Linked DNA regions of Mus musculus: regions 2, 3 and 4 are each linked to region 1. Evidence: chromatin loops called from intact Hi-C (ENCODE). Cell type or tissue: left cerebral cortex. All regions are shown on one strand. Region 1 holds the start of Gm51527 (a long non-coding RNA gene). Region 2 has its middle 88 kb from the start of Gm39155. Region 3 has its middle 210 kb from the start of Gm39155. Region 4 has its middle 110 kb from the start of Gm22140.

Region 1 (2,500 bases):
TGTTGCTGCTCCCTTTTTGACTGTCAAGTGACCAGCTCATGCAAAACTTTTCTTAACCGAGGACCCTCGTCCTGTGTCCCACCCTGGCCTCCTCCCTGTGTTTGGCCATCCAGAGCGGCTAACAGGTCCCTGCTCACTGAAGCGTCACCTCTCGCTCCCCAGTACATCTCCGCAGCCCACTCGGACTGCAGCCTAGCAGCCCGCCGGTCCTCCCAATTGCAGCAGTCAGGGCGACAGCCAGACGAGGGAGGGCCAAGCCGGCCGGGCTCCGGATCTGCACGGGGAAGGGCTGGCAGGCAGCGCGCGGGGCGAGTTCGCAGCACAGGTAAACAGGCCGGCTAGGCACGGGGCGCTGTCGCCGCGGCCACCCAGCGATTTCCAGGCACGCAACTCCGCCTCCAGAGCTCTGTCCCCGCGCTCTCGTCTCCGCTGCTTTCGCAGCCCAGCAGCCGCCGCAGCAGCACTCCACACAAAGGACTGTTCCCCGCCGAGCAGCGCATCCACCTCCACTCCTCCTCCGGTGACAGCATCCCCGACAGCAGGGCTCGGGTGCGGCGGCGCGGGGGGAACCTGTCACTCTCGCAACCAAGGCGGTGGCAAAGGCTTTTTCCCCCTTTTGCTTTTTATTCCTTCTTTCCAAAATTCGCCTCTTTGCCTTTCTGTGGTTCCACCCATCTCCCCTTCCTCCCCATAAACAACTCTCCTACCCACCCACCCCCAATAAATAAATAAAGGAGGAGGGTCAGGGTAGGAGTGGGGGCAGGCAAGGCGAGGCAGCTGGAGCCAGCCAGGCAGAGTCCGCACCGACAAGGCGCCCGCACGCACCTCACACCATGAGATGGCGACGCGCCCCGCGCCGCCCGCTGGGTACCAGCCCCAGCGTCCCGCATCCCGGGTCCGCCGACCGCTCGCCTCCGCTGCTGCTGCGGCTGCTGCCGCCGCCGCCGCCGCTGCTGCTGTTGCTGCTGCTGCTGCTGCTGGGGACCGCGGCCCTGGCTCCGGGGGCGGCGGCCGAGCGGGCGGCTCCCGCGGGGGCCTCGGTGTGCTACTCGTCCCCGCCCAGCGTGGGCTCGGTGCAGGAGCTGGCCCGGCGCGCCGCGGTGGTGATCGAGGGAAAGGTGCACCCGCCGCGGCGGCAGCAGGGGGCACTCGACAGGAAGGCAGCAGGCGAGGCAGGGGCAGGGGCGCGGGACCAGCCCGCCCAGGACCCGCCACCTTCACAGGACCCTCCGCCCTCTGACAACTGGACCCTACTCACCGGGTCCCCCGAACCCAGCACCGATCAGCCCAGGGACCCCGCGCCCTATCTGGTGAAGGTGCACCAGGTGTGGGCTGTGAAAGCCGGGGGCTTGAAGAAGGACTCGCTACTCACCGTGCGCCTGGACACCTGGGGCCACTCAGCCTTCCCGTCCTGCGGGCGGCTCAAGGAGGACAGCAGGTACATCTTCTTCATGGAGCCCGATGCCAACAGTAGCGGCCGCGCGCCGCCCGCCTTCCGAGCCTCGTTTCCTCCGCTGGAGACTGGCCGCAACCTCAAGAAGGAGGTCAGCCGGGTGCTGTGCAAGCGGTGCGGTAAGTGCCTCGCCATGCCCCCCGGGCGGCCCGGGGCTCCCCTTCGACGGCTGCAGGGCGCGGGCGCTCCCAGGTCCGAGCGTTCCTTAGAGGAAGGGGAGGTCTCGCAGGTGCCACGGGCCGGGCGATTTCTCTACGTTCCCGACTTACTGGGCTTTTTGCTCAGGGTAGAATCTCAAGTTTGGTCTTTGGTTGGACTACCTAAAACTTTGGAATCCCTTGGGGTTTGGTTCCCTAAGTTGATACTGAATGCTGCTGTTGCTTTCTTAGGTGTTGGTTTGTTGAACTTGTGGTTAGGCACTGCTGTCTGTGAGTTCCCCTGTGAGATGGGGCTTCTCTGGAAGAGAAATCCCGAGCCAGGCTTGTTTTCCAAGCCTTCTTCTGAACGTGGTCCTGAGGCGTCAAGGGCTGTTTATGGAGAGCCCAGAGGAGGAAAAGGGCAGGGTGAGATGCCATTATAAATACTGGCAGAGTTTTGGGTTAACTAATATGCAACACACAGGTGGAGCGTGTAGCTAGTTTCTATGTGTATGTGAGGAGTACAGAGTGACTTTTCTTGGGAGAATCCTGTCAAGAATTTTGGTCACAGAATTTTGGTTTGGAGGTTGTTTTTCTCTGGTCTGGAAGTCAGAACAGACGAATGTAATTGTGGCACTTTATATGTAGGCCTTAAAGACTCTCAGGTGAGAAGTTTAGTCATGGATTTCCCAGGCTTTTCCCATTTTACCAGTGGGTATTCCCTCAGGAGAGTCAAATGATCAGATTTGAGAAATTAAGCTGAGAGTCTAATTACATGTCTGAGGTTGAATTGCATTTCTGCCATTCATAAAATAATTTCTAGGACCTAAATATCTGTATCCTTTCCTGATCACCATATAATTACTAACACATAGCGGGGACTCCTTCTCAAACCGTAAATTACCGTGAC
Region 2 (2,500 bases), 220 kb after region 1:
TGGTGGAGAGGGTATGTTATAGATGTCTCATTTGTGGCTCATCATCACACCCACACTTATTCTGTCCACAGTGACTAGCTGTGAACTTCTATTTTAACCACAGAGTACAAAGAAACTTCTGTGATGATGTCTGAGAGCTCTACTAATCTATAGGCAGAGATACCACCTTACAGAAAAGCTTAACTCCTACATGACAGCTCTCTGATTAATGCCTCTTAGCTCTGAGCAAGATGTGTTTCTAAAATCTCTTACACTTACATTTGTAGTCCCATTATTAATCCCAACTTCTTTCATGTCAGTATTTTGGATTTTTCATGATTTTCTTGTGGTGTTGTTTCTTTGATGAAAACTCCCAAAGCAAGATTATGCTGATACCTTAGTGTTGGCTTTTTTATTTTCTTTTGTACATTGCTAGACATTTGACTTCTTTCCAGAATATCCAATGAATTGATCCATGATCAAGACATCAGAGGCATAGCAGCATCGTAGCCTTTGGCTTTTACATAATGATAAGGGAACACAAGCTTTCTAGAACTTTCTACTGCCAAGATGAGTGGGGCTGACTGTGCTGACTGGGCATTAGAATATGTTTTTCCCAGAGAAAAAGCTAGTTTTATGTTATAAATATTGGCCAAAGCAAGAGCTGTCTTGAATAGGAGCAGCATCTCTCTCATAGAGAGTGGGAATAGTGGAACCATTTGTTGCCATTACTTGAGCCTGGACATAGATCTAGTGTACACAGTGGATCATATCCCATTGCACAGGTACACTTCTGTCTAGTCATAGAAGCTGTGAGGGGATGAACATAGTTGTTGTCTCCTGTAGGCTAACCTTATGTTCCAAACAACTCTTCCTTATGGTCTGACATTCTGTGCCCTTTTCTCCTTTACGTAAAAGTACTATTGCAGCCAGTCTTTGCCAGCCACAGACGCCTTTGGTGGAAGCTATTATTGCATTATGTTTTCAGCTGTTTCTTGGAAAGAACAAATGAGTAGCTTCTAAAATTTGAACAGTTGAGAACAATAACAGCAAAGAAAATCCTCTAAAAAGAGCTATGAAGAGAAGAAAAAGATTTCTTGGGCTGCATAGTCATGCAAACATTTTAAGCTTCACATAGTCAATGTATGCTGATTTATTACTTGTTTGTTTATTATCACGTTACCTTTATGATGGTCTTTTAAATTCATGCCCTACTGTGTGTTTGAATTAGGTAAGATATTGTGAACTGAAAACCACAGAAAAACATCAAATTGACCTCACCAAGGGGAAAGCACATTTGTATCATGGAGACTGGGCTGTTTTCAGGCAAGGTTTGCTTTTGATATGGGATTCTATTAGTTCAGCTCTTTCTTGGGACCAGATCCATACCTACAACTCCTACATTCTCTTTATTGCTAGAGATAGACTCTGTTTTCCCAAGAGATCTTATGGAGAAGTGATGTGTCAATGTTAATCTGAGTATGATTACTAAGAGAACAGGACTGAATGCAAGACATCTAAACCCATCAAATGTCCTTCCCAGTGCTGTTGTTTCTTTAATTATGTGTCACTTGCCTGATAGTGTTAAGAATTTGACCTTCTGGGGGCGCATACCTTTAATTCCAGCACGTGGGAGGCAGAGGCAGGCAAATTTCTGAGTTCAAGGCTAACCTGGTCTACAAAGTGAGTTCCAGGACAGCCAGGGTTATACAGAGAAACCCTGTCTCAAAAATACAAAAAACAAAAACCAGAACAACAAAAAAAAGAACTTGACATTCTGGGGGAAATTTTAGGACATATAGTTATATGCTGCATCTATAATATCACCAAGCTTTGAGCAGTTCTCAGTAAGACAGATGTGTTGAAATTATGAGAGTTTTAAAGAACAGTTGGTTTATCATTCTAACAGTCATGGTATGTAAAACATTGTTTGCTAAGAACAGGAAGAAACATCTGGAACTGGTGACAGTTATTTTGGGCTTCTCTGTTTTTTGAAAAAAAGAATCACAGCAGTTTTAGCATCAGCTTTATCAGCTCCATGACTATTCCTACTTCAAGGCCTCTATCCAACTCACACCAATGAGGCCATCATTTCAAGACCACCTATGTTCTTCAAAAGATATGATTTGCTTAGGATGACAATGACTACATTTTGAGTCTGCTGTCACTGTCATGCAAGGTGTCTCTTCCTTGTCCACAGTCTTCTTCAACCCACAGAAGCTTAGAAAACAAACATCACCCAGCCCTAACTGAAATGCTCTTCTTACATAATCCCTATGTTTGGATTCTAGTCAAGCAAATAGCTTTGGGCTAGTATCACTGTGGATATTCAAATGTGCTTCACTGAATATCCAACTGTGCTTAGGGGTTTAAGGCATTTTATAAGTGAGATTTTGCTGTGAATTCATTAGCATGTTAGGATAGAAAATGGGAGTGCCCTTGAGTGTTCTAGATTTTGTTCACATTGACAGAGAATGACTCTCTTTTATGACTTTTTTGGGGAGTTAGGGTCTCCCTCATC
Region 3 (2,500 bases), 340 kb after region 1:
TCAGGAGGTGCTGCATATTCTGGAAGCATTTTAAGTGTAATACATATGTGTCAAACCATAACTCCACAGTCATAGAATGACCTGCAGGCATTCAGATCTGTGAATAAAAGACAGGGCACAAAATACATCTATTATGTCCCACTTTTCTGTTTCCCCTCTTTATCAGCTACCTTCCATTTTTGCTCCAGGAGGCAGATGAGTGTGTTAAGAGCAGTAGAAAGAGCCCTATGTGTAATTATCAATTTGTAGTAGATAGATTTCTAAAATGTAATTTTATCCAAAATGTATACCTTAAGACATGATTAATATAGAACATTATATAGAACATATAATATAGAGCATCTACAGTTTTTCTTAGCAAGCGTTTAAAATGCATTATGGATTTTGTATTCATAGTATATCCAAACTCAGCCAAGTACATTTCAAGGGCATAATAGCCACATGTAGCTATAGACTTCTATCTTGGTCTAGAGAAGAAATATAGATGTTCAGAGTATTTGGGTGATGTACTCTCCATCCTCCATTGTCATATGTATGTATGTATGTATGTATGTATCTATGTATGCATGCATGTATGTATTTATGTGGAAATCACATTGTCACTCCTACCCCATCAGAGACGAGCATGGGTGAGGATCATTGCATACCATTTAGTTAACAGAGGTTATCTTCCCTTCACTCAGAAGGATTAATTATCATCTCTATCCTCTACTTTAATGTCAACATACAGGGCAATATAGTAGTCTCTCTTTCCATCCCTTCTCCCTTAGGAAGCACACACACACACACACACACACACACACACACACACACACACACACACAGAGAGAGAGAGAGAGACAGAGAGAGAGAGACAGAGAGAGACAGAGACAGAGAAACAGAGACAGAGAGAGACAGAGAGACAGAGAGAGGGACATACACAAAGAAAGAGACAGAGACAGAAACAGACAGAGAGAGAGATAGAGAGACAGACACACACAGAGAGAGACAGAGACAGAGAGAGACAGAGAGACAGAGAGAGGGACACACATAAAGAGAGAGACAGAGACAGAAACAGAAACAGACAGATAGAGAGACAGACACACACAGAGAGAGACAGAGAGAAACAGACACAGAGAGAGAGAGACAGAGAGAAACAGACACACACACACACACACAGAGAGAGAGAGAGAGAGATGATATTGGCATATACTCAAAACACAATATGGTAACACTTCTAATTAAAGCTAATTAAAGGTACCAGATAGATGCAATGAACATCTAATGAAAACCTGCTTGTAAATTTAACTAGATTTAAAAACCAAAGGGGAAAAAAAAGAATTAGAAAAACTCTTATAGATGATAACCAATTCAGGAAAAATTTTGCTACTTCCTAACCTTGTATAACTGTAACTTACCAGGAAGAAAGTAGCATGACTCATGCGTTACCACATCGGGGCTCCATCCTTCTTGTATAACTGTATTGCATTTTAAAATCGGTACTTATTGCTGATTGCAGAGACTTATACTGGACTTGGAACAGTCAAGAACAGGTTCTGTACAGAGGACTCAGTGAGTCTCCTCAAAATGTGGACAAAACCACACACAGCTAAAGGAGATCTAGGTCTTCAGCCAAGCCATGAATCAGGGCCGAAGTAAGTGAAGAAGATCTGAGTTTTGAGATGAGTGCTTTTCCTGTTATCTAACACCTGAAATATTCTGATATAAGATTCAGAGTCAGACAATAGCAACACCAGCATTTTTGGTTTATCCAAGAAAGCAGTTGAGCTATTAATTATTTAATGCCTCCATACATTCATCAAGACTCTTAGGAAGCTAAGGAGATTTTGAGCTAGCTGAATGGCCCTGTCGCTTGAATTTTTCATGCTGTGGGTGATTAGTTCTCACAACAAAACCTACATCAATGAAACAGGAGGTACTTGAGTCAGGAAGACATGACTGGAGAGCTGCCTTTGCTGTCCTTCTTCAACCCTGGAAATCATTTATTTTCTCTGGGCTTAATTTTTCATACATTTGATGAATGTAAACCCCTCCCCTGCAGCCTTGCAGTGAAGAAGAAATGAAGACCATTTATCCAATGTCTGATTCAGGCTCTCACACATATTGATTGCACGATAAGTTATCTTTATTCCTCTGTGAAATTAAGTTTTTGTTCCTTGACCTTTGTGTCTTGAAATGATCTTTCAGCATCCAGATTAGGCTTTATAATGTTAGCATTTTAGATCTTCTTTATTTTTTATTGTCTGAAAGAAATAATCGGATTAGGAGTATACAACTCTTAGGTTTTAAAAACTCACTAAAGCAAATACTTATTGAGGCCCAATTTCAGTGGAAAGTTTTGACAAAATGGCCCTGAATCACATAACTACTGTCCTAAAGGAGCTTTACCTTTGTCTCATTTTTTTTTCTTTTGTGTAAAATCACCAGACAAAACCAGCTTAGAGGTTCAGAATCTCAAAAGGATATCTGAGTAGTTCTTAGACTCATCTTAATGGGTCAA
Region 4 (2,500 bases), 590 kb after region 1:
ATCTCCTTTGTTGTGAATGTGGAGTGAGATGTCCTAAGTTACCAGGAATAAGAGTGAAGGCAAAGTTTAACCTTGGAAAATACTGTCAAGGGCAATTCTGGAAGAAAAGCAAAAAGGGAATTCCTTTCTCTCAGTTTTAAAATGTGGTGGAGGAGAGGGTCCTGTTCTTCCTGGCACTGGTTCACTCACCAAGGAGCTGGAAATGGTTGGCACCTGATATTTTTCTTGAATTTATTTAAGCTCACAGTGGTACAAGCTGCTTACTGACCCTCGAGGTAGCAATCACTATTTTAAAATGTGTCTTATTCTTGCTACAAGGACTAAGCTTGCATGGAGGCTGCAGCCCAGGAGTCTTAAAATGCAAATGAGGGAAACCCCAGGTTAGAATGCTTCTGCACGCGCAGACAGGTTTTCAATCCCGTTACCTTAGCAACATGTGCCCTTGTGTTCCTTGAATCACCTTGACAGTCTGGTGAGGAGGGGCCGGTGAATTAGAAAGAAAACTGGGGAGTATGGAAGTTTAAGATTGGTTGGGATCCTTCTGACTCGGTTCTTACTGTAAAAATAGAAAGTCCCCTTTCCAGAAATAAAAGAACTCGGGAAGAAATAAGCCCACTGGTTGAAAGGCATGGAGGTGAAAATATCAGAACTAGCCGGACCTCAGTGAGCAGAGATATTCCAAAAATATCCTCCCCACCAGCCGCGCTGCAGATGTGTGGCTCTGGCTCCTTGAGGCTAGCCATCTGCTGCAGTGTTTCCCTGGAAACCCCAGCAACGCCCCTCCCGGCGCTCCTCCCGCGCCAGCCCTGCGCCGCTAAGGAGTGGCGGTGATGTCACTGCTGCTAGCTAGGAGGGAATCCCGAGATCCACGTCCCTCGGGTGGAGCCAATCATGGTGGGCTCTGCTGCTGGGAACCTGAGGCTTTTGACAAGATTGAAATTACCAAGGCAACATGCCATTCATCACAGTCCACAAAACACGGCTTGGAACAGATTCTAAAATCGTGGTTTTTTTGTTATCGTTGTTTTTTTCTTTCTTTTTCTTTTTCTTTTTCTTTTCCTTTTCCTTTTTTTTCCCCTCTCTTTTGCTTCTTTTGCTTCTTTTGCTTCTTTGTAAACGGAGCCCGGCCCACAGAGGCAGCTCGGCAGGCAAACCACCTACACCTACGGAGTTTTAACCTTCTCTCTGTGGATACATGAGAAAAAGACACGAAATGATTTTTTTAACCTCTTTTAAAAATAAAGGTAAAGAAATCTCTCTTATCTATACGCTGTGGCTGTGCTGTTGCCTCTGCAGAAAACTAGAATGAGAATTCCGAATGAGTTGTAGTTACACGCGGACCTAAGGCTGTGAGATGCTTAGAGGGTGTGTGTTCTGTCAACCCCCATAGACACTGATGCAGAGCGGTGTAACAGTAAAAGGGCCTGCTTCCTTTAATGATTGGTAGGCAGGATTAACTTTTGAGAAGCATGGAAAAAAGGGACAAAGAGCTGCCTTTGGAAAATCATGCTGCTCTGGGTATGTTTTAGCTCACATTCTCAGAATCTTAGCAGGAATTAAGTAAACCCAAAAGAAAGAAAAACAAGCCTCAGTAACGTTGGGTTGGGGCAAATAAGTACACCGGGGTCTGCTCTTGCGATTGTGCCTCATTCACAGGTTGTAGACAGTCACAGCGTTTGTGGTCAGGATGTTTCTAGGCAGCATGTCACAGTAAAACCAGTGGATATTTAGGGAATACATTTATTTCATCTTGTTTTCGCTCCTACAAAGGAGAGTTGTAGTTGTAGACTGTATATCAGGTAGTAGTGATGTACTGAACATACTCTTGTGCTCTTGGCATTTAGAAACAAATTATTAGTCTTTGTCGGCATTCTTAGGGAAAGCCACATTATATTTTTAGTGGCCTAAAAGCTAAAATCAAACATACACTTTAATTTGTTCTCTTCCTGTGGTTAGTGTTTTATTTATATGTAAAGGTTTGTATTCTCACATTTGTGATTCTCTCTCCCTTCTGTCATCCAGATCTTTATTACCAAAATACATTTGCCCTTTCCCCCTAATCTTTATGCATTTTTTTCACAATTAAGCAGTGTACCTTGGAACACACACACACACACCCCTATCTCCCAGGCCACAAGGAAGAAAATGTGCATATGAATGTATATCTTTTCTGTAATCAATATGCATGAGTTTTCACAGAAGATTTGCTGGAATTTTTCATCAATTCTTTACCTGACTCCAATATGCTCACTTAAAACTATGTTTTAAAAAAAATCAGATTTAAAAAACATAAGCTAATGGATACAAAAGCAGTGTGTCCTGGAGTCTTTAACTCTGTCTCCTGAGTTACTTCATTTCTCTTCTACCTCTAGGATAAGAGTTTTGCCAGGAATCAGGGTTTATAACAGTCTACATAACTGGTTAATTTTCCTTTATGTTCTTGGCTTAATGTATAAATGAAATAGCTAACTCTTGGAGAGATAGAGAAAACCTGACCCAC

Evidence for each region. Hi-C counts contacts between places; a loop is a spot of excess contacts. Peaks named below come from ENCODE experiments on the same cell type or tissue, not always from the same donor. Only the 100,000 strongest peaks of a DNase experiment are listed, where the experiment ranks them.
Region 2: it touches region 1 in a loop (9-fold over the local background); 3 of 42 quality-filtered maps call a loop at or near these places.
Region 3: it touches region 1 in a loop (4-fold over the local background); 2 of 42 quality-filtered maps call a loop at or near these places.
Region 4: a loop joins it to region 1, with 7 times the contacts of the local background. A loop is called at or near these places in 6 of 42 quality-filtered maps.

The regions. Positions count from the first base shown.
Region 1 is chr8:32,882,588-32,885,087 of GRCm38, reverse strand. It overlaps Gm51527 (a long non-coding RNA gene), which reads right to left and starts at 1,892. Exons shown (of 2, transcript XR_003947373.1): 1 at 1,373-1,892. It also overlaps a transcript of Nrg1 not described here. In left cerebral cortex, a CTCF peak has its summit at 1,138 (motif pointing right); DNase peaks (open chromatin) are centred at 362, 1,048 and 1,930; H3K4me3 peaks cover 2,500 bases; H3K27ac peaks cover 2,397 bases.
Region 2 is chr8:32,658,039-32,660,538 of GRCm38, reverse strand. It overlaps a transcript of Nrg1 not described here. Among named protein-coding and RNA genes, the nearest start is that of Gm39155, 88 kb to the left of the region's middle. In left cerebral cortex, a CTCF peak has its summit at 949; DNase peaks (open chromatin) are centred at 52 and 1,016; H3K27ac peaks cover 370 bases.
Region 3 is chr8:32,539,159-32,541,658 of GRCm38, reverse strand. It overlaps a transcript of Nrg1 not described here. Among named protein-coding and RNA genes, the nearest start is that of Gm39155, 210 kb to the left of the region's middle. In left cerebral cortex, no CTCF peak of the experiment used is centred here; a DNase peak (open chromatin) is centred at 1,514.
Region 4 is chr8:32,291,577-32,294,076 of GRCm38, reverse strand. It overlaps a transcript of Nrg1 not described here. Among named protein-coding and RNA genes, the nearest start is that of Gm22140, 110 kb to the right of the region's middle. In left cerebral cortex, no CTCF peak of the experiment used is centred here; DNase peaks (open chromatin) are centred at 804 and 1,168; H3K4me3 peaks cover 1,604 bases; H3K27ac peaks cover 1,658 bases.